Linked DNA regions of Homo sapiens: all the other regions are linked to region 1. Evidence: chromatin loops called from intact Hi-C (ENCODE). Cell type or tissue: heart right ventricle. All regions are shown on one strand.

Region 1 (8,000 bases):
GTAGCTGTCCAGTTGTTTCCTGTATCATTTTTTGAAAAGATTTTTTTTTCTTCCATTGTATTGTCTTTGCTCCTTTGTCAAATACCAGTTGACTGTATTTACTTGGGTCTATTTCTAAACTCTATTCTGCTCCTTTGATCTGTTTGTCTGTTCTTTTATTTTATCATGATCTTGATTACTGTATCTTTATAGTAAGTCTTAAAGTGAAGTAGTGTCAGTCCTCCGACTTCATTCTTCTCCTTTGATATTGTGTTGGCTATTTTGAGGCTTTTACCTCCCCATATAAAGTACAGAATCATTTTGTCTATATCCAAAAAATAGCTTGCAGGGATTTTGATTGGCATTATTACTCTATAGATTAAGCTGGGAAACACTGCTATCTTGACGATATTGAGTCTTATTCTTGAATGTGCAGTATTTCTCCATTTATTTAGTTCTTTGATTTCTTTCATCAGAGTTTTGTAGTCTTCCTCATAGAGCATGTTCCTATTTTTTTATATTTGTGCCTAAGTATTTAATTTTGGGGATACTAATGTAAATTATAATTTTTTTATTTTAAATTTCATTTGTTTATTGTTGCTGTATAGGAGAGCAATCAACTTTTGCTTATTAACCTTGTATCCTGCAACCTTGCTATAATGCTTACTAGTTCCAGGAATTTTTTGGTCAGTTCTTTCTTATTTTTACATAGACAATCATGTAATTTGCAAACAAAGACAATTTCCTCCTTTCCTATCTGTGTACCTTTTATTTATTTATGGCATTAGCAAGGACTTCCAGTATGATGTTGAAAAGTGGGAGAGGAGGCATCTTTGCTTTGTTTTTGATCTTAGCAGAAAACCTTCTAGTTTCCTACCATTAAGTATGATGTTAGCTGTAGATGTTCCGTATCAAGCTGAGGAAGTTCCCCTCTATTCCTAATTTGCTGAGTCTCACTTAGTTTTTTAGTTTAACTTTTTTGTTTAAAATAATTTTACAGATACTGATTATAGTTAAATCCTTCAGGTCTCTGAAAAAGAATTTTTTGTCTCAAATTTAAACCTGAATTAGTTTATGTTAGAAAAACAATTAAAAATGTGTTGTTGCTGCTATGTTCTGAATTGTGTCGTCCCAAAATTCATGTTTTGAACCAAGGCCTGGGCACCTCCTCACTCCACCCAGAGGGTTGGGAGGGTAGAACATCAAACCAAAGAGGTTTATTCTCCAGCCTTAAGGCCTAATGCAATTTGCTTTGCTAGGTTTTCAGCTTCCTTGACCCATCATCACTCCCTTATTTTTTGTTTTTCCATTTTGGAATGGGAACGTCTATCCTGTGTCTGTCCCACCATAAGCACGTAACTTACCTGGTTTCATAGGTTTACAGCTGGAAAGGAATTTTGCCTCAAGTCTCGTATGTCATATGTAGATGATATTTGGATGATACTGGGTTTACAACATTAGAGTTGATGTGGAAATGAGTTAAGACTTCAGGGGCTGTTGGGATAGAATATATGTGTGTATTTTACATGTAAGAATGATGTGAATTTTGGGTTGCTGGGGTGGAATGCTAATGGACCATATTGAATCTCCCTAAAATTCATATGTTGAAGTCCTAACTACCAGTGTGATGGTATTTGAAGATGGAAATAATTAGGCTTGAGAGTGGGATTGTCATAATGAGATTAGTTCCCTTATAAGAAGAGGAAAAGAAACAGATCTTTCTCTAAGAGCATGCACTGAGGAGGGGCCATATGAGCACACAGTGAGAAAGCAGCTGTCTGCAAGCCAGGAAGCAGGTCCTCACTAGTTACCAAATCTTCTGGCACCTTGATCTTGGACTTCCCAGCCCCCAGACCTGTGAGAAATAAATTTCTGTTGTTTAAGCCACTCAGCCTTACGGTATTTTATAGCCTGAGCAAGCTACGACTATTGCCGATCCTGGTATTTCTATAACTTTTTAAATTGTCATATTCAAGCTGATTTCTAGTGCTTGTTTTCGGATATAGATTCACAGCTAGGAAGGACAGTGAGACTTGTGAAATATCTGAAAATTTTCTTTTTCATGTAATACTTGGGTTGGGTTAAAAGATAAACACATGGACAATCTGAGTTTCTGATATGTATTAAACTCTTTCTGTGTCTGGTTTGTTCACAGATGTTCAGCCTGTTGCCTATGAAGAGCCTAAACATTGGTGTTCAATAGTCTACTATGAATTAAACAATCGTGTTGGAGAAGCTTTTCATGCATCTTCTACTAGTGTGTTAGTAGATGGATTCACAGATCCTTCAAATAACAAAAGTAGATTCTGCTTGGGTTTGTTGTCAAATGTTAATCGTAATTCGACAATTGAAAACACTAGGCGACATATTGGAAAAGGTAATCTTGTCATTTTCCTACATTTAATCGAATTCAATCATTTGTTGTACTTGCCATGAACCATGCATTGTGAAAGGTGCTAGAAACATACAAAGAAGTTTGACACGTGGCCTCTGCCTTAAGTTGCCGATATTGAAGAATGTATTAATCAAATAAAGACATGATGTTCCCTCATTTTTTTGTCCTGCTTAGTGTTTCTTCCCAGTGCTAAGGATCTGAAATCATACTACCACTTTGTTTTTTGAGTGTTACCCTGACTGGAACATAAGCTGTACAGGAACTTGCTTTGTTCACAGCAGTATCCCCAGTAGCTAGAAGAGTGCCTCATTGTAAATACACAACACATATTTATGGAATATTGTGTATGAATGCTGGTGAAGGATTAGAATTTTATAATTAAGGTATTTGTGGAGTATTTTGGGTTGAGATGACTTGTAAGTGTTACCATGATGTGAGAGGAGCGGAATTAGAAATGGGAAATCTAGTGTGAATGATACTCCAGTGGCTTCACCACCACTGCTCCCATCTTTTAAATTTAGGCAATAAGGTTTTATTAATAATTCATCCTGCAGATAGTTGCCATAACAAACCGGGCCCTTTTCATACTGCAATAAAATGTCAAAGTCTCATGCATCAAGTGATCAGGAAGGAAACCCATCCCAGGTAAAGTGTATTGCCTGTTTCTTGAGAAGTTTTGTTTTTACCCCTTGCTGCATTTTGCTTCTTTAACTTGAGGGCATCTTGGTCCAAAATAGGAATAAAAGGTAAATAAATATAATTGTGATAGGATTTCTTATAGAAGTGATTCAAAAAAATCCTGCGGCCAAAAATAAGTTACGAAACAAAGTTTTCATTGTCTTGAGTTTACTGCCAACTTGCCTTAGTTTTTTCAGTGAAGTGCCTCACTTCTAGGCATTGATTTTTTTTTTCTTCCATCACAGTAGAAGTAATTTAAGGGAAATCTATTTTGTGAATTTTGAAATTCTAGAATCAGTTTTTTCTTTTTCCCCAGCATATAGTTCTAGGACCTTTTCTTTCATGGGTTAGTTTTGGGGTGGTGGAGGGATATGTTGGGAAAATACTAGGTGACTAGCTTTAGTTATATAATTTGAATATTTAATGTTAAAACTATTTCCACATATTTATATATTTTTAAAATTTTTATTTTTTTTGCCCTCACATCTTGCAAAGGAACATATATATTTTTAAATATAAAAAAATTTTAAGTAAGATAAATCTGCCATTTCAAAGCTCTTCTTATGACCTGAAATTATATATGTAACTTTGGTTTTTTTTTAGTGTTGCTGTCCTCTTTGTTAGCACAAAGAGTGCAAAAGTCTGTCAAATGACTGTTTATGATAGTTGATAGCACTGAGGATTTATTTGAAAGGACTCATCAAAAGATGATTTGGGGTTTTTTTTTTTTAGCCCTCTCTTTCTCTCATAGAGATGATAAATGATTGTTGGGAAAGGAAAAAGAGAACAACCTAAAAATGGATAACTTAATCTGCTGCCTATTTGAGGCTTCTCTTGTAGATGCAGGCAGACATTAACCTCTTGATTATCTTTGGCAGCAGAAGGCCATCTAGTGGTAACTTCTGTCTAAAGACTGCTGGAAGTTTGCTGTGGATTAATGGGTACTTTTGTTGCACCATACAGTCTATTTGGTTTCATTGTAATGATTCTTTTAGCTGACTCTTGTGATGTTTGTCTTTTTAAGGTGTTCATCTGTACTATGTTGGTGGAGAGGTGTATGCGGAATGCCTCAGTGACAGCAGCATATTTGTACAGAGTAGGAACTGCAACTTTCATCATGGCTTTCATCCCACCACTGTCTGTAAGATTCCCAGCAGCTGCAGCCTCAAAATTTTTAACAATCAGGAGTTTGCTCAGCTTCTGGCTCAATCTGTCAACCATGGGTTTGAGGCAGTATATGAGCTCACCAAAATGTGTACCATTCGGATGAGTTTTGTCAAGGTGAGTTGTGACCTCTAACATAATTTGAGTCACTATAAATGTGTATATTATGACTTTAGGTTATAATTTTTAAAAATTGTTAAATGAAAGTTGATAATTGCTTTTGGCCTGATTTAACAGGTTTTTAAATAAAATTATTGAATTTGTAATTTTAACTACATAATAGATCTAAGATTTCATTTTGTAATCTAGACATTATAAAATGCATGATTGATATTGATTTTGATATTGAATAGGGGCTGAGATTATAAGGAATTTTAGTTAAAAGACTAAATTTCTAGAAAGCATTTGTATTAGTCCATTTTCATGCTGCTAATAGACATACTCAAGACTGGGTAATTTATGAAGAAAAAGAGGTTTAATGAACTCACAGTTCCACGTGGCTGGGGAAGCCTCACAATCATGGCGGAAGGTGAAGGAGGAGCAAAGTCATATCTTACATGGCGGCAGGCAAGAGAGAATGAGAGCCAAATGAAAGGGGAAACCCCTTATAAAACTATCGGATCTTATGAGACTTTATTCACTACTGTGAGAACAGTATGGGGGAAACTGCCCCCATGATTCAGTTATCTCCCACTGGGTCCTTTCCACAACATGTGGGAATTATGGGAGCTACAATTTAAGATGAGATTTGGGTGAGGACACAGCCAAATCATATCAGCATTTAATATTAAAATTGCTATTTGAGTCTCTTAACTTCAACAGTTTTGATTATTATTACTAGATTTCATTAGGGTGACTTGGCAGAATTCTTTAGAATACTAAAATTATTTCATTCCTAGCTAAGTACTGTTATTAAAAGTAATGGCAGAAGCCACAATTACTTTTCCACCAACCTTAATATTAAGGATTTGCAAAGTTCAAAGGAACTTTTCAAGTTTTTCATCTACTCTCTTCACCTGACTGTATTGACATTCCAAAGATTTGTGCTTAAAATCTGAAAAGAATTTTAGTCATGTATTTAAGCAATCTGTACTGTATCTACATATTTAAGCAATCTGTACTGTATCTACATGGTTCTTAAGAATTTAGCACAAGAAGAGCACCTGTCACACGCTGTGCATGGGTTTTTTTCTTTTTGGTATTCAGCCCCAGTCCAGTGTTTTCATGATACTTTGCTGTAGATCTATTGTATACATCAGTTTACTGGTTACCCTGAAGGTATTTCTGCCTTCTTGTACAGTAATGTGACTTTTGCATATTTATTTTAATCTCCACTCCCCAATGTTCTTCACTCCCCTGACCGCCCTCCCTCCCCAACCCAGTTTTCCTGGGCCAAGACTACCATAAGCAGTAAACCAGAGAACCTGATAAATCCAGGAAAATAAAAGTGAAAAATTTCTATTTCAATTTTTATCTGCAGTTTTAGGCTAAAGATTTCAGCTCAGTTCATCCCAGTAATTTCCAACCTTAAAGGATAATCACTATGTGACTGCCACATTAAATTATACATGCATGTATTGATCAATATCTACAATGCCTTATCTGATATTCAAACAACTTGAAAATAAAAAATTTTTCGTTAAAAAAAAAAACCTGGGCCGGGTGAGGTGGCTCACACCTGTAATCCCAGCACTTTGGGAGGCCAAGGCAGGTGGATCACCTGAGATCAGGAGTTCGAGACCAGCCTAGCCAACATGGTGAAACCCTGTCTCTACTAAAAAATACAAAAATTAGCCGGGCATGGTGGTGGGTGCCTGTAATCCCAGCTACTAGGGAGGCTGAGACAGGAGAATTGTTTGAACCTGGGAGGCGGAGGTTGCAGTTAGCCAAGATTGCGCCATTGCATTCCAGCCTGGGCAACAAGAGAGAAACTCTGTCTCACAAAAAAAAAAAAAAAAAAAAAAAAAAGAAACTCTGACATGTGACATGATCTTACATGAGGCTATTTATGATTTTGATTTTGATTTTTTATATATGATTCCTTTATTAGTATTTAAGTGACATCTCTTTACATTTTTTAGTGGTTTCTCCAGGAATTACCACGTTATCTTTAACATACCCCAATCTACCTAGAGTTAATATTGTACTATTTTTAGAATGTAAAATATGAAAACCTTGCTGTTGAAGAGTTTTAATTACCTTCTTTTATTCTTTGTGCTATTCATAAATTTTACATCTGCACATTATATCTTATAATACAGTTAAAATTTTTCCTTTAAATAGTCATTAAGTCTTACAAAGAAATTAAGAGAAAATGGTATTTATAAATATTTGCAGGCAGATTCTTTGGGGCTATGTAAATACACTGTTTCTCCTTTATATTTTACCCACAATTTTTGCATTCTTCAATATATCTTGTCTACAGTAATTATTACTGTGGTGTTCTAGTGGTGATTTTCTATTTTGCATTTATCCCATTAAGGGAGAATGTATCTCAGATCAGAAATATTTGTTTTAATTATGAGATACTGTACTGTGTTACCTTTCTAAGATTAAAAAAAATTATGAACTATAACTGGCTCTAAGGGTTTCTTTTAAGGGAATTATATATTATTTTAGAATTCATGAATCTTTAAATAATGTAGCTGTTGTCTTTTAATTTCATGGTGAATACTAAGACTGGTTTTGTGATAGTTATTCTCTTTATGTAACTTCTACATATCTCTACTGTTAAAAGCTATCTTTTTCTTATGGTAAAATTGGTTTAGAGTGGTTGACAGTTTAAAGAGGGATTTGTGATGATATCTGTTCATTTTCATAGGGTTGGGGAGCAGAATATCACCGGCAGGATGTAACCAGCACCCCATGTTGGATTGAGATTCATCTTCATGGGCCTCTTCAGTGGCTGGATAAAGTCCTTACTCAGATGGGCTCCCCTCTGAACCCCATATCTTCTGTTTCATAATGCAGAAGTATTCTTTTCAATTATATTGTTAGTGGACTTGTTTTAATTTTAGAGAAACTTTGAGTACAGATACTGTGAGCTTACATTGAAAACAGATATTACAGCTTATTTTTTTCTACATAATTGTGACCAATACATTTGTATTTTGTGATGAATCTACATTTGTTTGTATTCATGTTCATGTGATTAACTCTTAGAAGTGTTGTAAAAGATGCAGAGTAAGTATTATGCCCCAGTTCAGAAATTTGGCATTGATCTTAAACTGGAACATGCTTTTACTTTATTGCCCTAACAATTTTTTATTAAATTTATTTGAAAATGCATCACATGATGAAAAATTATAGTAGCTTATAAGAGGGCATATACAGTGAAGAGTAAGTTTTCCCTCCTACTCTCGATCTTCCAGAAGCTGTACTTTTACCAGTTTCTTTGTCCCACCAACTTAAAAAAAAAAAGTACAATTCATTGTTTTGCAAAAGTGTATGGTAGGGGCTTAAAAGAAACTATAAAGTTTTATTTGAATGAACACTATGCACTGCTGTAACTGGTAGTGTTCAGTAAAAGCAAAATGATAGTTTTCTAGATGACATAAAATTTACATTTAATACAGATAAGTGTTCTTCAGTGTAATGTGACTTCATGCTATATATCTTTTGTAAGACATTTCCTTTTTTAAAAAAATTTTTGCAAATAACTGATCTCAAGTATATGTCATTTACTCAAAATCTGTCATAAGCATTACTTTATAGCTAGTGACAGTGCATGCACAGCCTTGTTCAACTATGTTTGCTGCTTTTGGACAATGTTGCAAGAACTCTA
Region 2 (8,000 bases), 110 kb before region 1:
AGTCCAGCCTGGCCAACGTGGTGAAACCACATCTCTACTAAAAATACAAAATTAGCTGGGCGTGGTGGCACATGCCTGTAATCACAGCTACTCTGGAGGCTGAGGCAGGAGAATCACTTGAACCCAGGAGGCGGAGGTTGCAGTGAGTCGAGATCATGCCACTGCACTCCAGCCTGGGCGACAAGATTGAAACTCCATCTCAAAAACAAAGAACAAGGAAAAAAACGAAAACTGTTCAGTAAACACTTGCTGAATGAATAAAATAAATATATAAATGTATAAATAAATGCTCTACTTTCAACCACTACTCTGTTTTTCTTTTAGAAAAACAATGTGGTGAGTGTCAACAAGGAGCCTGTTGCCGAGCCTGACATCATGGCCACAAATGGCGTGGTCCATGTCATCACCAATGTTCTGCAGCCTCCAGGTAAGTGTCGCATCCCCACTGACTCTGCAGCCAGTCCTTTTCTTCATGTGGCAGTTGGTGGAGAGAAGAAAAACTGTTCTAAACAATGATGAGAATAACATGTAATTGTGATAGTTAAACTGTGCCTATGTGACTGATTGCAGAGTGAATTGGGAGCTGTTGGTTTTGAATGCACCACACTAAGGAATGTGAGGACACATTGCTCTTTGCGGAGTTGCCCAGCTATATTAGCTCCCCTCGGACACAGCCCAGTTTTCTGTATTCGCGTGGATGCTGTCCGCGCGATTCCCAGCACTCCTCTTACAGCATCTCACCTCAGTGTATGTTCCTTGCCTCCAGTGCAGTTGAACCTCAGTCCTGCCTCTCCTCATGTGTGCATTCACCTTTCTTGGTGCTCTCTCCCCATGGGCCAAGTTCTACCATGAGTTATGAAACATTATGGAGAAAACATGTCTTTGGAAATGTGAGCCAGAAAGCCCACCAGTGCCCCTCAGTCACGGTTGTTATGAATGACATGCTAATGGTTTCACTCTGGTCAAACCTGCCTTTTCTTTCCTCTTCAGCCAACAGACCTCAGGAAAGAGGGGATGAACTTGCAGACTCTGCGCTTGAGATCTTCAAACAAGCATCAGCGTTTTCCAGGGTAAGATGCCTGCTAGGTTTGCGCCTAGCCTGAGCAGCCTCAGGTCCTCTGTTTGGGCCATAGAGGAGCCTCTCCAGCCCCTGTCTTCCTTGGCTGCTCCCCAGGGCTCTCTTAAAACTTCTCCCCACTCCCACTGAGGCATCCTCAGCCCCAGCCTGTGTCAAATTCAGAGTAAAGAACCAAGGCAACTCCCTGGCTTTCATGGGCCAAAGCGCAGGCTTTCACACCGAGGCCTCTGAGCCTCAGATCATGGGGAAGTCACTGCTGGAGAGAACAGACATAGCTCTGGAAGCCATCTGCCCAAGAGGGCAGCCCATCCCAAGTTCATCTTACAGTGGCCAGGCCTGCCCTGAGCCGGGGCCTCTGGGTCACTCTTCTGCTGTCCATGGCATTGCCCATCCTGGGTGAGGCTGGGGCTCTCCTGGGCACTGTATGTATTCTGGATACAGGGATACTGGGCTCGCTATGTGTGTGGAGCCATCCCTTCCTTGCCCCAGCCCCACCTCCCTCTCAAACCCTCTCTGGCTCTTTCTGAGCTTCCTTTCCTGCTCCCCAGCTTGCCCAGTGCTCAGTGCCCCACTTGGCTCTTTTGCTACTTCGGGTCAGGTGGAGCCTCTTGGGAATGTGAAGTGCCTTACAGAAAGATTGCACTTCAAGAGGAGAGGCTGCAGGGAGCCATCCTAAACCCAGAGGCCTGGAGCTTACTGTGTCACTTTACTTTTGTACACAGGGGTCTCCTTAGTGCCCTCGAGAAGGATTCTTGGCCCTGAGCTTCTACTCCTGAGGCCACCTCTGTGCAGCCCCAGCTCCCTCAACTCTAGGCTGTAGTCTCAGTGGGAAAGCCTGGCTTGGGGGTCTCCTAGGAATGTCCACCTGAAGGCACACTTGATAGGGGCTTGCACAACTTATGTCTGCCAAGGCCACCTGAGGAACTCCCTGGTGCCTATAAGTTCCACCTTCCCCTTCCTCTTCCTCGCCCCAGCATTTTTTCTGAGTAGGGGTGGCAATGGGCAAAGCCATTGTCATAAGCAGTTGCAGGTATAACTTTCACTAGAAAACCTGACACCTTGTGTTTTCTTTCAGGCTTCCCAGAGGTCTGTGCGACTAGGTGAGTCTGGTCTGGGTTTGAAGTCATTGCAGACCTGTTTAGGCCTTACCCCCAAGCAAGCCCAAGCCTGCCATCTGCTGTATATAGATAAGAACATCATGGTGCAGTAAAAGAAGCCTGGCCTTTGGAGTCAGAACAGCAGGGTGACTTGGGGTCAGACCCAGAGCACCCCATTTCCTTCTCTGTAAGATGAGGATAATAAGAGTAACAACCTTTTAGGGTTAAGGTGAGTTTTCAGCTTAGGAAGTCTGGGAATATTGCAAAGGGCTTGGCAGGAACCCATGGTGAGGATCTAGTTCCAAGTTGATAGGTACAGAAAACCAGAACATCGGGCCTTGAGTAAAGAGTGAAGTTTCACAAACCACAAAGCACCTGCTATGTGCAGGAGAGCATGGCAGAAGGAGGCTGCTTGGCCCTGGTCCTTGAGATTCTGACAGTGTCCTAGACAGACATGGGGAGATCTGCACCTATTTGACGTTACCAACTTCTCTTTTTCAGCCCCTGTCTATCAAAAGTTATTAGAGAGGATGAAGCATTAGCTTGAAGCACTACAGGAGGAATGCACCACGGCAGCTCTCCGCCAATTTCTCTCAGATTTCCACAGAGACTGTTTGAATGTTTTCAAAACCAAGTATCACACTTTAATGTACATGGGCCGCACCATAATGAGATGTGAGCCTTGTGCATGTGGGGGAGGAGGGAGAGAGATGTACTTTTTAAATCATGTTCCCCCTAAACATGGCTGTTAACCCACTGCATGCAGAAACTTGGATGTCACTGCCTGACATTCACTTCCAGAGAGGACCTATCCCAAATGTGGAATTGACTGCCTATGCCAAGTCCCTGGAAAAGGAGCTTCAGTATTGTGGGGCTCATAAAACATGAATCAAGCAATCCAGCCTCATGGGAAGTCCTGGCACAGTTTTTGTAAAGCCCTTGCACAGCTGGAGAAATGGCATCATTATAAGCTATGAGTTGAAATGTTCTGTCAAATGTGTCTCACATCTACACGTGGCTTGGAGGCTTTTATGGGGCCCTGTCCAGGTAGAAAAGAAATGGTATGTAGAGCTTAGATTTCCCTATTGTGACAGAGCCATGGTGTGTTTGTAATAATAAAACCAAAGAAACATACGTCCTGTGTGCATGGTACAGTGTGCTGACCTGAGGCCGTCATGCTCCTCCACACCTCAATTCTGCTCTGGAGAAGCTCAGAAAGGAGCCCCGAGGGATGGTTTTGGGGAGATTCCAGCAGCCAGCCCTCAGACAGCCAGACAGCTCATGGGGGTTTGAGCCTGTCTTTGCCAAACAGGTTTTTATTTCACCCTCCTCCGGTCCTGGGGTTTCAAGTTTTCAGTGTTGCCTTCACCCCGCACTTTATTCCTCTTATTACTTGGAAGTACCTTCCCTCCAGCATGGTGATCCCCTGCCTGTGTGCTGGACTTTTGAGTCCTCAGCACCAACCTGTGAAGTGGTTGCCAGCATAATCCCATTATGCAGATGAGGAGACCAAGGCCCAGGGAAGGGAGAACCACCAGCAGCACGTAAAATAGCTGAGCTGGGACTGGAACTCACACCTCCTGACTCTCAGTGACCACCACTGACAACAGCATAAGTCCAGGTTTTCCAGGCCCATCCCCTCTGTGCCAACCCACATTCAGATTCCTTCCCCGGCTCCCGTAATCTCTGGCATCTAGAATATCCTCAGGACTCTGAGAGGTGATATCATGTGGTTGTGGTGCCATTGCCCCCTACCTGTGTGGCCTGGGGCCAGTCATGTGACCTCCCAGGGTCTCCTCTTCTGTAATAGGGAGATGACCGTCACATCTACTTCATGGGTCCATCGTGAGGATGAAATGAGATGATCTATATAAAATGCTTGGTACAACATTAGGTGGCCTTATTTTTATCCTGCCGTCTGGGACTGCTCAGGATCAATGCGCCAGAGAGCCTTTATTTGTGTCTTTCCCACAGGTGGGCTGGCCCACTTTCCTAGAGAATGGGACAGACCTCCTTCCCACCCACACCCATCTCTGCCAAGGCTGATTCACTCCAGCAGGCGGAGCTCATTTCACTTCATGGAACCAATGACCCAAAGATATATCCCCAGCACTACTGCTGGTCAGTCCACTGCTGCTGGGAATACAGCAATGGTAGTGGCAGACAGAGGCCCTCTCTTAAATAGCTTCCAGTCTGAGGAAAGAGAGATATGACATCAATCCATTAAAATCATTCATCCATTGGTTCCACAAATATTTGTTGAGGGCTACCTATGTGCACCCCCATGTTAGACCCTGGGGAATAGACATGTCATTCTCATGAGGCTTCTCTACTGATGGGGGGGAAGAGAATTGTCAACCAGATAATGGCACTACAGCCTGTGTGTTCTTAGTGACTCTGAGGATAGCACTGTGGTTCTGTGACAGATAATGAAGGATTTGGAAGCAGGAATGCCCAGGAGCTCCCAGAAGTGGGAAGAGATGAGAGGAATGGAAGGAACTTACCTGAAGGTGAAGGCATCAGGCTAGGGGACCAAGGGAGAAGGTGTCCTGAGAGGTAAGGCTTAACCTTGGGTGTGAATTCAGTTCCCGTCACTCTCCCATAGCTCTGTCCTGCTGTTCCCACCTCCCCTGCAGCCATGCGGGCTTGGGCGGCTAGTGAGGGCCTTGCTCATGCTGGGTATCCTATGCTATGCTTCACTTTGAGCACCTAAAATACACACACTGCACTTTACCAAGATGACCTCGGAAACCAAAGAGGTGATCAGCATAAGTTTTAAAGACCCTTAAATTTAAAGTAAAAATCACTACAGGATCCATTATAAATGCCAAACACTAAGATGTGTGTTTCCAGTTCTCCCCTTCATTTGTCCCTGCCACTCCCTGCCCTGACTTTGCCCCACCCCCTAGTAATGTGGGCTCCACTCTATGCTCCAAACTCTCCCTGGAGAGAAATCCTCCCTGTGGTTGAGGACAAGGCGCAGCCTTCCCCTCCCACCAAAGAAGGTCAGATTCCCTTTTTTGGTTCCTAACCATCCATACCCCTTCTTTTCTCATGAAGACTCGGGCTAAGCATTCATTAGGGCTGCCATCTGGAGGATGGACCCTTAGAGCTGAGGGGCCAGCACTGTGTGTTTCCAGGGGTGGGTGATTTTGGGGAGGGAGGTGTGCCTCACCCCATCAGAAGGCCAGAGGGTAGCCCAAGCTAGAAGGAGGTTGCCCAGGCCTTGCCTGAGCCCTGACCACTGAGCCCCAACCAAGGAAATGGAAGGAGAGGAAGAAGGGGAATGGGCTCTTCTTAGTCCACTTCTGTCTTTGCTGTCACTCTGGGAATACAAAGCTTTCTGGGATGTAGAGAGGACTGCAAAGACCCTCAGCATTGGGCCCTGAGGCCTCCCAGGATGGGGTATGCCTTTCCCACACAGGGGACAGGGGTGGCCTAAACCTGGCCACATTGGCCAACTGAGAGGCCAGCTCAGCCATGGGGCCAGAGAGGCCTGCTGTATTGGGCTATGCACCTATGTGCATTATTTTTTCTATTACTTGCACTGATACTATGACACAGGTAAGTACTATTAAAATTCTCATTTTACTGCTGCAGAAATAGAAGCTTAGAGAGCTAAAGTAGTTTGCCAGGTCACAGAATAAGAAGAGGCTGAAACACAAATCCAGCCATTCTTAACCACGCTTCTCCCTTCTGCTCAACTATACCAGAGGCCAGGAGGGGTAGTCAAGGCAGCCATGGACAAGCAGACATGAATGCCAGGTGGTCAGAAGGGCTCAAAACCCCCTACCCTCCAGAGAAGCCCCTGCAGGCCAGGTCTCTGCTTGCACAGCCTAGAACATAACTTGTTTCTATGGTGCCAGGGCATTAAGAATTAGCAATAGCCACGAGTGCCCCAGAACTCATGTCTGGAAAAAAAGAGAGGAAAATACCTCTGTGCTTGAAAGCATAATTCAGTGTTATGCTCTTAGAAGAGATGCCTGGAATATTATGCTCAGAACTCTTTTCAAAGCCAGGAGAGAAAGTCATGGAATGAGGGATGGGCCCGAAGCCCTGTCCAGAGAAGTCAAATGAGGCCACCTTGGGCCATCCCTATCTGGCAGGGAAAGAAACTCATCCATTCCAGAAAGCCAGAGAGCCAGCCCAGAGAATAAGTGGTGGGTGGAGAGGGGAGGAGTCTGGGACAACCTCTATACACACGCACATTCATTCACACACACAAACACACACACACACACACACACACACACATGCATGCATGCACACACACCCCTGCATGGGAAACCGAAGACACAGCCTTAGGCAGAGAAAACAGGCACAGCACACCCACTTGTGGTTGGGGAGAGGACTCCAGGACCTGGAGGTGGAAGGCAGCAGCTGGAGCTCTGGCCTCAGGCCTGTTAGAGGAGGCTCCCTGGAGCTGCTACACCCTGTCACCCATGCAGGCCCTAACAGTCCCTGCAGTGCTGGAGCTCCCCATCACTTGGGGAGGCGATGGAGGTCACTGAGACCTGAAGAATGAAGAGGGTGGGGAAGAGAATTCAGTCTGAAGAACAGTGTCATAAAGGCTCTGAGAAAATGTGAGAGAGTTTTGTGTGGCTAGAGAGAAGAGAGACAATTCCTCTGGTGAGAGGTTTGGGAGCTAGACTGTACTGGGCCTCATAGGCTAAGTACTATCATAATTAGTATTAAGAATTTTAGACATTATCCTTAAGACAATGAGAAGCCACTGGAGGGTTTTAGTTGGGGGAGGGAGATAGAGAGGGGTGTGCAATGATCAGATATATATTTTATATTTAGTAAAATATACATGGCATAGAATTTACCACTTCAACTATTTTAAGTATACAATTCAGTGGTATTCAGTACATTTCCCATTGTTGTGCAACCAATCTCTTCATCTTGCAAAACTGATCTGTTCCATTAAACATTAACTACCCATTCTCCCTTCCCTTCTGCCCTTGATAATCTCTGTTCTATTTTCTGTCTCTATGAATTGGAGTTCTCTAGGTATTTCATGTAAGTGGAATCAGTATTTGTTCTTTGCGACTGGCTTATTTCACTTAGCATAATATCTTCAAGGCTTATCCATGTTGTAGTGTGTGTCAGAATTTCCTCCATTTTTGAGGCTGAATAATATTCCATTGCATATATATACCACTCACTTTGTTTATTCACTCATCTTTTGATGTACATTAGGCTTGTTTCTACCTTCTGGCTCTTGTGAATAACGGTGCAATGAATGTGGGTGTACAGATGTCTGTCAGAGTCCCTGTTTTAAATTAGTTTGGTCCCTCTTTTAAATTAGTTTGGTTATACCCAGAAGTCGAATTGATAAATCATATGGTAATTCTATTTTTAATTTGGGAGGGGGGGGAATTGCTATAGTGTTTCCATTGTGGCTGCACTATGTCACATTCCCCCCAACAGTGCACAAGGATTCCAGTTGCTCCACATCCTCTCTAATACTTGTTATTTTCTGGTTTTTGGTAATAACCATTCTATTGAATGTGAAGTGATGTTTCATTGTGGTTTTGATTTTGTTTTGTTTTTTAATGATTAGTGATGTTGAGCCTCTTTTCATGTGCTTATTGGTCATTTATATTTCTTCTTTGGAGAAATGTCTATTTGATTCCTTTGCCCATTTAAAAAATTTTTTTTTCTTTTTTAGTTATTACATTTTAGGAGTTCTTTATGTATTCTGATATTGATTCCTTATCAGATATATGATTTTCAAATATTTTCTCCCATTCTGTGGGTTGCCTCTTTACTCTGTTGACAGTGTCCTTTGATGCATAAACATCTTTAATTTAGATGAAGTT
Region 3 (8,000 bases), 200 kb before region 1:
TGTGCAGTGCGCATGCCACTGAACTCTGCACAGAAAGAACATGAAGGTGGGTAAGGAGGAAAGCAAGCCAGTAAAGACTGAGAACCTGGGAGGGGTCAAGCCCTGAGGTGAGAATGAGGGTGAGCATGGACCCAGGAAAAGGGAGACAAGTGGAGGAAGTGCTGGGTGTCCTGTAGCTCACTGAGCCTGTGAAGCATTGTAGAGGGCATTGGGAGCCAAGCCTAAGCCCCCTACTTCCCTGTTTCCAACAATAAAGTTGGAGTTTCTGAATTTCATTTGACTCTAGGGAGATCTGGAATTGTTCCAGGAATATTTCTGCTGGCTGCTATGAGAGAGAATAGGGAACTAATTATTGGAGGTTTAAAAGCATTTGGGCAAGAACTAAATACATTCATGTTTTTATCTGTTTTCAAAGTTTACTTTAAAATTTTTTATGAGCACATATATCAGATATAAAACAATCCCTTCTGTTATTGCTAAATAAGAACTGTCAAGGAAAGAAACTTGGTTGGATCTGCTGGACATAAAAGAGAGAAAATGTGACCTTCAGAGTGCATCACCCTACCTAAATTGAACTTTAGCCAGGCAACAGGGTAAACAGAAATTTTCAGGGAAAATGTAACAGTCCTAGCCTGGAAACATCTTCTGTGATTTCAAGTTCAGACAGTTTCTTTCTGTTGGAGATGATGTTTTCTCTTGCAATTAACAAAAGAGCACCCATCTGTATTAGGGTTCTCTAGAGAAACAAAACCAATAGGAGCTATACATATTTATAGATAGGTAGATAGATAAATACAGTTATGTTAAGGAATTGGCTCATGCAGTTGTGGGAGGTGGCAAGCCCAAACTCTGCAGGGCAGGTGTCAGGCTAGGAGACCCAGGGAGGAGGTGATGTTGCATCTTGGAATCTAAAGGCAGTCTAGAGGAAGAATTCCCTCTTTCCTGGGGGCCTTCCATCTTTTTTCTCTTATTGCCTACAACTGATGGGATGAGGCCCACTCACATCATGAAGGGTAATCGGCTTCATTCAAAGCCTACTGATTTAAATGTTAATCTCATCTTACAAATGCCTTCACAGTGACATTTAGACTGTCATTTGACCAAATATCTAGGTACCATGGCGGAGCGAAGTTGACACAGAGAGCTAACCGTCAAACAAACCATTGTAGTGCCTTTGGTTCAGGAGCAAGACTTTGACTATGTCCTTTGACTTCAGGAGTTGAACTAGAACAGGAGCAGAGCTTGGCGTGCCATAGGAGCCTGCCGCTGTGAGTGCCTTCATGGGATTTCAAAAAAAATTTCCTGTTCTTGGTTTAATTTATGAAAGCTTTATATACCTAATTACAATCTCATTGAAAGCTTTTTCCATATGGCCTGTTTAATTTAAAGTTTTGATGAGGAGTTACAGGAAAAATAAGACGTAATGAAAGGATTGAGCCAGGGAAACATCCCTAATTCCCACATTCATTAGCATGTTTTGCATTTTGTGAGCACTCTGCATGTGTCTTTATTTTCCCAGGGCCAAACCATACAGAAACAGAAGGGCTACCAGAGAAAAGCGAAGAGTGGGTGGTATGCTGGAGCAAGCAGAGAGACTCCCACCAAGGGAGAGAAACTCAGGTTAGCGAGATCTCCACATTTTCAATAACGAATAACAAAGCCTGTTCCAATGGATCATTTAAGAGCCATGTTAGCTGAAAGAGATTTTTTTACCCATGGTTTTTGAAACACCAATCACCTATTAAATGGCTGAGTGCTTTTGTTGCTCAATATCAAATATTTTGGAATATTTTTTCATTGTCAAAAGTTGCAGTTTGTTCCTTTCTTCCCAAAAGTTTGTTGTTTAAAAAAATAAAAAACTTTGCCTCGCCAAAGGCAGAAGGATTGCATGTAAATCTTCCATTTAGCAGTTCAGGGGACTTCATTCCTCAGTGTGCTTCTTTTAAAGAGAACAAAGCACCTTTTCGCTTCTGCACTTACTGCTTCATTTGTTCTTGCTCTTTGCTTGTGCTAAAACTGAAGCTCAGACAAGTTAAGTGATGACTGTTTGACCTTGACTCCAGGAGGCTGTCATCTATATCCATTCTCCCTTCCCAGGGGCGGTCTCTTTGGGATCACTTCTAATACCCACTCTCTGGGAATCACGGGAGCTCCGGGGCTGAATACGTGTAACAGAGATTTTTCCATTGTATGTTTCACATTCACCTAAAGCACAGAATGCCTGAAAGCAAAGACAGTGCTCTCCTTTGTGAGACACTTCAAATGGGAGAGTCAGAGGACCTAACGATTGAGCCTCACCTGAGGAGGTGATGTGTAAATGCGAGGGAGTGGTTTGGGACACAGGTGAAGAAAGAATGAAAATCAAGAAACAATTTAAAGTGGAGACGAGGTACGTTGGGGAGCTCATGTAGAATAGCCCCAGTCTCCCGAGATGAGGTAAGTAGAAGGTGTGAGGATGGCGAGGAAATGAATGTGAGTTTGAGTTAAACACGTTTGGGCTGGTCACTGCAGCTGATGTATGGCAACTGGTCAAAAGAATTGCCACACAGCCTGGCTTCCCAGCGCCCTCTCCTCTAGTGTTTGGCTGCCCAGGAGCCACAGCACAAGGAGGTAGCAAGGTCGCTAAAGCACATGTTCAGCAAGCTTGACCATGAGTTCTAGACTAGAAAAGAGGCAAATAAATAAATAAAAGGCAAGAAAGAAGCCAACTGACAACAAGGGAGAAGTTTTAGAGGCTAAAGCCATAAATGAGGTAAGCCATGGCAGGAGGGCTCTGAATACCCACTTTCTTTCCTGAAACACCTTCCTGTACCAATCATCACCATACGTCCTTATGAGTTTTGACTACCCCGAACACGCTCTTCTCTTCCTTCCCTTCTACTTAAATGCCCTTCCCATCCTTTAAGTTTCAACTCAAGTCCTACTCACTCCATGAGGTTCTCCTACTTGTTTTTAGATTTTCTGCACTCCTTCTCTGAACTCCTTCAGAACATTTTTCTAGGACACTTAAATTATTTCAGAATTATAGTCTTATGTTGTATCCTTTGTATAGATCTCATTTACCTGTGAGAATGCAACCTCTCTAAGGATAAGAACTGGGCTTCCCTAACATGGTCAAACGCTACTTTAACCCAAACATGCTTAACTTTTTTAAGTGTTGGTTAGTTATCCAGTAAATAAATGACATTACTACCATAAACTTATTTTGAGACTATTTGGTGAACTTTGTCAGATTTTTGATGTTTGAGAATTTGCAATATGCGTCCCAGTCACCCATGAAATGTTTAAAATATCTGTCAAATAATTCTTATTTCCAATATTATCTCTATAAACCATTTGCCCCTAATAAAATATTCATGGGAGCAGGGATCCCAAGCATTCATTTGCACAGTTATTAAACTATGACAGAATCAAAAGAACCAAGATTTTCTTCAGATGTTTTACATTTTCTTGGATTAAAAAATTGAATAAATTTGTATTATCTTTTAATACGGTGACCAGCATCTTGCAATAAATAAATACTATGTGTTAGGTTATGATGAAGAAAAATTAGTGTATTGTACAGAGGGAATTTCTTCATGGACCATAATGGCCGCCAAGAGGTCAACTCTGCCTCTAAGGAGCTGGTGGCCTTTCTCCCTCCGTTTCCCTGTGCGATGATGCAAGGGAGGACTTGCAGCTTCACAGTGCAGAGCAGTTGGAGCCCTGAGCCGTCCCGTTGCACCGCCGCTCTGTGGCCTTCCGCTAGTGGGCGCCGCTGAGCGGACTTCGGCGCTTCTGCCTCAGCACTCCAGAGCCCCACAGCCTGCGTCAATTTCCAATCCTGACTGACGCATGTGGGGCTGAAATGGCCAGGATTGTGAAAGTCGGTGGAATAATTCGATTCCATCAGCTATTCTAAAGGTCTGCCCTGGCCCTCTGGTTTTGAGTCATGCCCACACTAGAAGTTTGCAGTTTTGCCACCATGGCCTGTTGCCATTGAAACAAAGTTCATCCTTGGTGGAAAATGCTGATCTTCATAGAGCACTGCTGTCTTTTTTATTAGGATGGTTAATCCCTTCCTACATGTTCAGGGCGGGTACGGGCCTCCCTGGGCTTCTGGACTAATTTTCACACGCAAAAGCTTAGAGATGACTTGGGTGGTAGAAGTTCAGAGCGGGGAGAAAGCTTAGGAATCGTTCTAGTCAAATCCTCTTCTTTTACAGAAGAAAGTCCAGTCCAGAAAGAAGGGATTGGTCCCGTAGCCATCCAGCCCCTCAGTGACTTAGGCAGGGTTGAAACTCGTAGATAACTGACAGGCAGAGGTAGCACCAAAAAGGGACCCTCAACCAGAGGTTCCCAGCACCTTTCATTACCTTAACTGTGCTCTGGGAGCCTTCAGTGCTGTGGATGGGGTGTGGATTGCAGCCTGCCTTAGTCTGCTTTTGTGTAAGCCTTTATTGGCTGCTCAGTATGGGTCAAGCAGTGGACGAAGCTCTCATAGCATGTATGTCTCACTTAATCCGAGGCCGTGCCATCTGGTGCTACAGAGACAGGATCTGGAGCCAGCAGACCTGGACTCAAGTCCCAGCTCCACTTCTCAAGAGCCACAAGGATTTGGGCAAGTAACATCCCCTTCCCACACCTCCCTTTCCTCTGCTGAAATTGGAGACCATAGTAGAATCTCCCATTGGGTGAGATAAAGCATATAAACCACTTAGCACAGAACCTGCCTGATAGGAAGTACCTCAGGAATGTTAGCTTTTGTTTTTTTTATCAGTCTTACGCACTAGTTGTCTTCATGTTGATATTCATAGGAGCCAGCTAAATGTTCTATTTCACATCTATTATGTAAATGTACTATTAAAAGTGTATGCAGCTATAGATGTGTTAGTAACTGCATCGTAATCACCTCTATACAAATAATGTTTTTGTGAGATGAATGCATAAACCAAAATATTTTACAAATTATTTGTAAAAAAAAAAGTCTATGATATTCTTCAAAAACAGATTATTTTCTCGTGATGACTCTCTTTGCCTCCAAATTTTAAAGTGTGGGCCAGGCGCAGTGGCTCACACCTGTAATCCCAGCATTTTGGGACGCTGAGGTGGGTGGATCACTTGAGGCCAGGAGTTCGAGACCAGCCTGGCCAACATGGTGAAACCTCATCTCTATTAAAAATACAAAAATTATCTGGGTGTGGTGGCGGGTACCTGTAATCCCAGCTACTCTGGAGGCTGAGGCAGGAGAATTGTTTGAACCCAGGGAGTGGAGGTTGCAGTGAGCAGAGATCACACCACTGTACTCCAGCCTGGACGATAGAGCAAGACTCCATCTCAGCAATAAATAAATAAATAAGTAAATAAATAAATAAATAAAGTGTTATGATGCTTTTTATCTGGTGTATTTTCTTGTTTTAATACACCAGATAAAAGGCATCATCACACTTTTTTCTGAGAGTGTTTTCTTTTTAAGTATTGGCATTGTTTATGGCTCTGACTAAATGTTCCTTTGGTCTTTGGGATTATACACTTTTTAGTCTGTAGGAGATAATTAATTGCAGTTAAATTTCTTCTTCACAGAGGGGACAGTGAAGTCTTTGATTCCCTGCATTGGTGAATATGAATGAAGGTGCTTCTCAGAGCCATGCATTAGAACTCTATCACAATATATCTACATGTTTACAAGTTACATAAATTCTTTCCTTCCTGATAGCCATCCAAGTTAGCACATCACAACTCAAGGATTCTTCTTAAATTCCCCATGACAGGCTCAGCACTCAAAGCAATAGCTATTTGCAGTTTGGTGCATTTTAAACCTGAAAGCTGGGGTTCTAGATATAAATAGCATACACAGTTGGACAACGGCATTACCATCAGGGTGAGATCACTTCCAGGAAAACACTGAAATATAGCAATGGGAATAACATCTGGCCTTTCAACAGTTGTGTTTGATTTAGACTTGGACATCATACTTGGAATAGATGCTGTATTTATTAATGACCTCAGTTTCCATGCAACTCACTCATCTTAACTCAAAAAAGCAAGACCTCTGCAGCCTATTCATTAAAAGTAGTATGTTTAGGGTATGGGTGCAATTATAAAGCCAAGTCAAGTAAATAAACTTGCCTGTTTCTCCCTGACCCATTCAATCCCCCCTCATACTACACAAAAGGAATATAGGCAAAGAGGAGTCCTTGGGAGTAAAATCTGTCTTTTTCTATGTTGACGATTGTCTGGGTCTGAGGGAAAAATCCATTAAACAAGATCAAAATCCCCCTTTATTTTAATATCTAGGTAACATTTTTATCTCTCTTGTGTAGCAATAGAATCTTCGTCCTCCCTTTATTTTATTTTATTTTTTTCTGGGCACATGGCAACTGAAATAAAGACTCCATTCTCAAATTTTTGTTGAGCTAGGTGTGAAAGTAACTAAGTTCTGGCTACTGAGATATAAGCAGAAATAGTACCTGCAGATTCTACAAAGGGTTTTTTAAAGGGAGGTTGTGAATCCCCTCGCTTCCTTTTTTCTCCTTCCTGTGATTGGGATGTGTTTCAATGGCTAGAAATTTGAGCAGGCATTTGGACAGGAGATCGCCTTAAAAATGGAAGATATATATAGTGGAATAACAAGGTAGAAAGAGCCTGTGTCTTTGACACCATGGAGGGTCTTAATAGTTCTAGACAGGGAACTTCCAGACTATTATGAGAAACAGTACACAAACAGTAATGTGCATAAAATGAAAATGTACAGTTCGATGATTTATCAAAAAGGAAAGCTCTATGTAACTACCACTTGGTCAGTGTTTTGTAAATATTCCATGTGCATCTTTTACATTTTTGGTATGCAATGTAGAAAATGTGTCCATTCTGTCAGTTTGCTAATCACGTTGTTTATATTTTCTATATCTCTACTGGATTTTTGTTTATTTGTTCTGTCAGTTGTTGAAATAGTTGTGTAACAATTTCCCACTATGATTGCACATTTCTGTTTCTGTTAGTGTTGGAAACTTGATTCATGCATTTATATTTTGAGGCTCTTTTATTAGATGCATGCAATTTTAGAATAGTGACATCATCCTCTGAGTTGAATAATTTAGCTTTTTGTAATGTCACTATTTATCTCTGATAATGCAGTCTACCTTAAAGTCCTTTATCTTTGAATATTAACCTAGTGGTTTCCCTGTTATCTTTTTCAACCCTTTATTTACAATCTTTCTGTGTCTCTGTGTTTTAGACACAGCTCTTGTAAACGGTATATATTTTAGTTTTGCATTATTTATTTATTTATTTATTTTTGAGAGAGGGTGTCAGTCTGTCACCTAGGCTGGAGAGCAGTGGCGTGATCTCAGCTGACCATCTGGGCTCAAGTGATCCTCCCACCTCAGCCTCCTGAGTGCTGGAACTAAAGGCGTGCACCACTATGCCTGGCTAATTTTTGTATGTTTTGTTGAGATGGGGTCTCACTGTGTTCCCCAGGCTAGTCTCGAACTCCTGAGTTTAAGCGATCTGCCTGCCTTGGCCTCCCAAAGTGTTGGGATTACAGGTGTGAGCTACTGTGCCTGGCCTAGAGTTTTGTATTTTTTTATCAAGTCACATAATCTTGGTCTCCTAAATAGAACATTGCTATGGTTTGAATGTGTCCCTCAAAATTCATGTATTGGAAACTTAATCCCTAATACAACAGTGTTGGGATATGGGGCCTAATAGGAGGCAGAGTCCTCATGAGTGGATTAATTCCGCTACAAAAAGGGCTTGCAGAAGTGGGTTTGGACTCTTCTGCTATGTGAGGACTTGCACTTGTTCAAGTTGCCATCTTGGGAGCAAAGACTGGGCCCTCATCAAACAACTGAACCTGCTGGCACCTTAATCTTGGACTTCCCAGCCTCCAGAGCTGTGAGAAATAAATTTCTGTTCTTTATAAATTACTTCACCTTTGCTATTCTATAATAGCAGCACAAAATTGGCTAAGACACATGTAGTCTGTTTCAGCCAGCCTGCAGAAGCAGAATGCATCCCTA

What was found. Peaks named below come from ENCODE experiments on the same cell type or tissue, not always from the same donor. Only the 100,000 strongest peaks of a DNase experiment are listed, where the experiment ranks them.
Region 2: it touches region 1 in a loop (4-fold over the local background); 33 of 110 quality-filtered maps call a loop at or near these places.
Region 3: a loop joins it to region 1, with 2.6 times the contacts of the local background. A loop is called at or near these places in 7 of 110 quality-filtered maps.

The regions. Positions count from the first base shown.
Region 1 is chr5:136,170,300-136,178,299 of GRCh38, forward strand. It overlaps SMAD5 (SMAD family member 5), which reads left to right. Exons shown (of 8, transcript NM_005903.7): 6 at 2,135-2,356; 7 at 4,077-4,333; 8 at 7,038-8,000. The coding sequence ends at 7,181. Among named protein-coding and RNA genes, the nearest start is that of SMIM32, 19 kb to the right of the region's middle. In heart right ventricle, a CTCF peak has its summit at 3,951 (motif pointing left); no DNase peak of the experiment used is centred here.
Region 2 is chr5:136,060,510-136,068,509 of GRCh38, forward strand. It overlaps TGFBI (transforming growth factor beta induced), which reads left to right. Exons shown (of 17, transcript NM_000358.3): 14 at 325-427; 15 at 991-1,070; 16 at 2,154-2,178; 17 at 2,677-3,309. The coding sequence ends at 2,717. Among named protein-coding and RNA genes, the nearest start is that of TGFBI, 36 kb to the left of the region's middle. RefSeq lists a silencer at 2,169-2,268. In heart right ventricle, CTCF peaks have their summits at 2,275 (motif pointing left), 4,215 and 6,546; DNase peaks (open chromatin) are centred at 3,842, 4,222 and 6,392; H3K27ac peaks cover 3,686 bases.
Region 3 is chr5:135,973,853-135,981,852 of GRCh38, forward strand. No RefSeq gene overlaps it. Among named protein-coding and RNA genes, the nearest start is that of LECT2, 23 kb to the left of the region's middle. RefSeq lists an enhancer at 1,434-1,935. In heart right ventricle, a CTCF peak has its summit at 3,755; a DNase peak (open chromatin) is centred at 3,749; H3K27ac peaks cover 3,903 bases.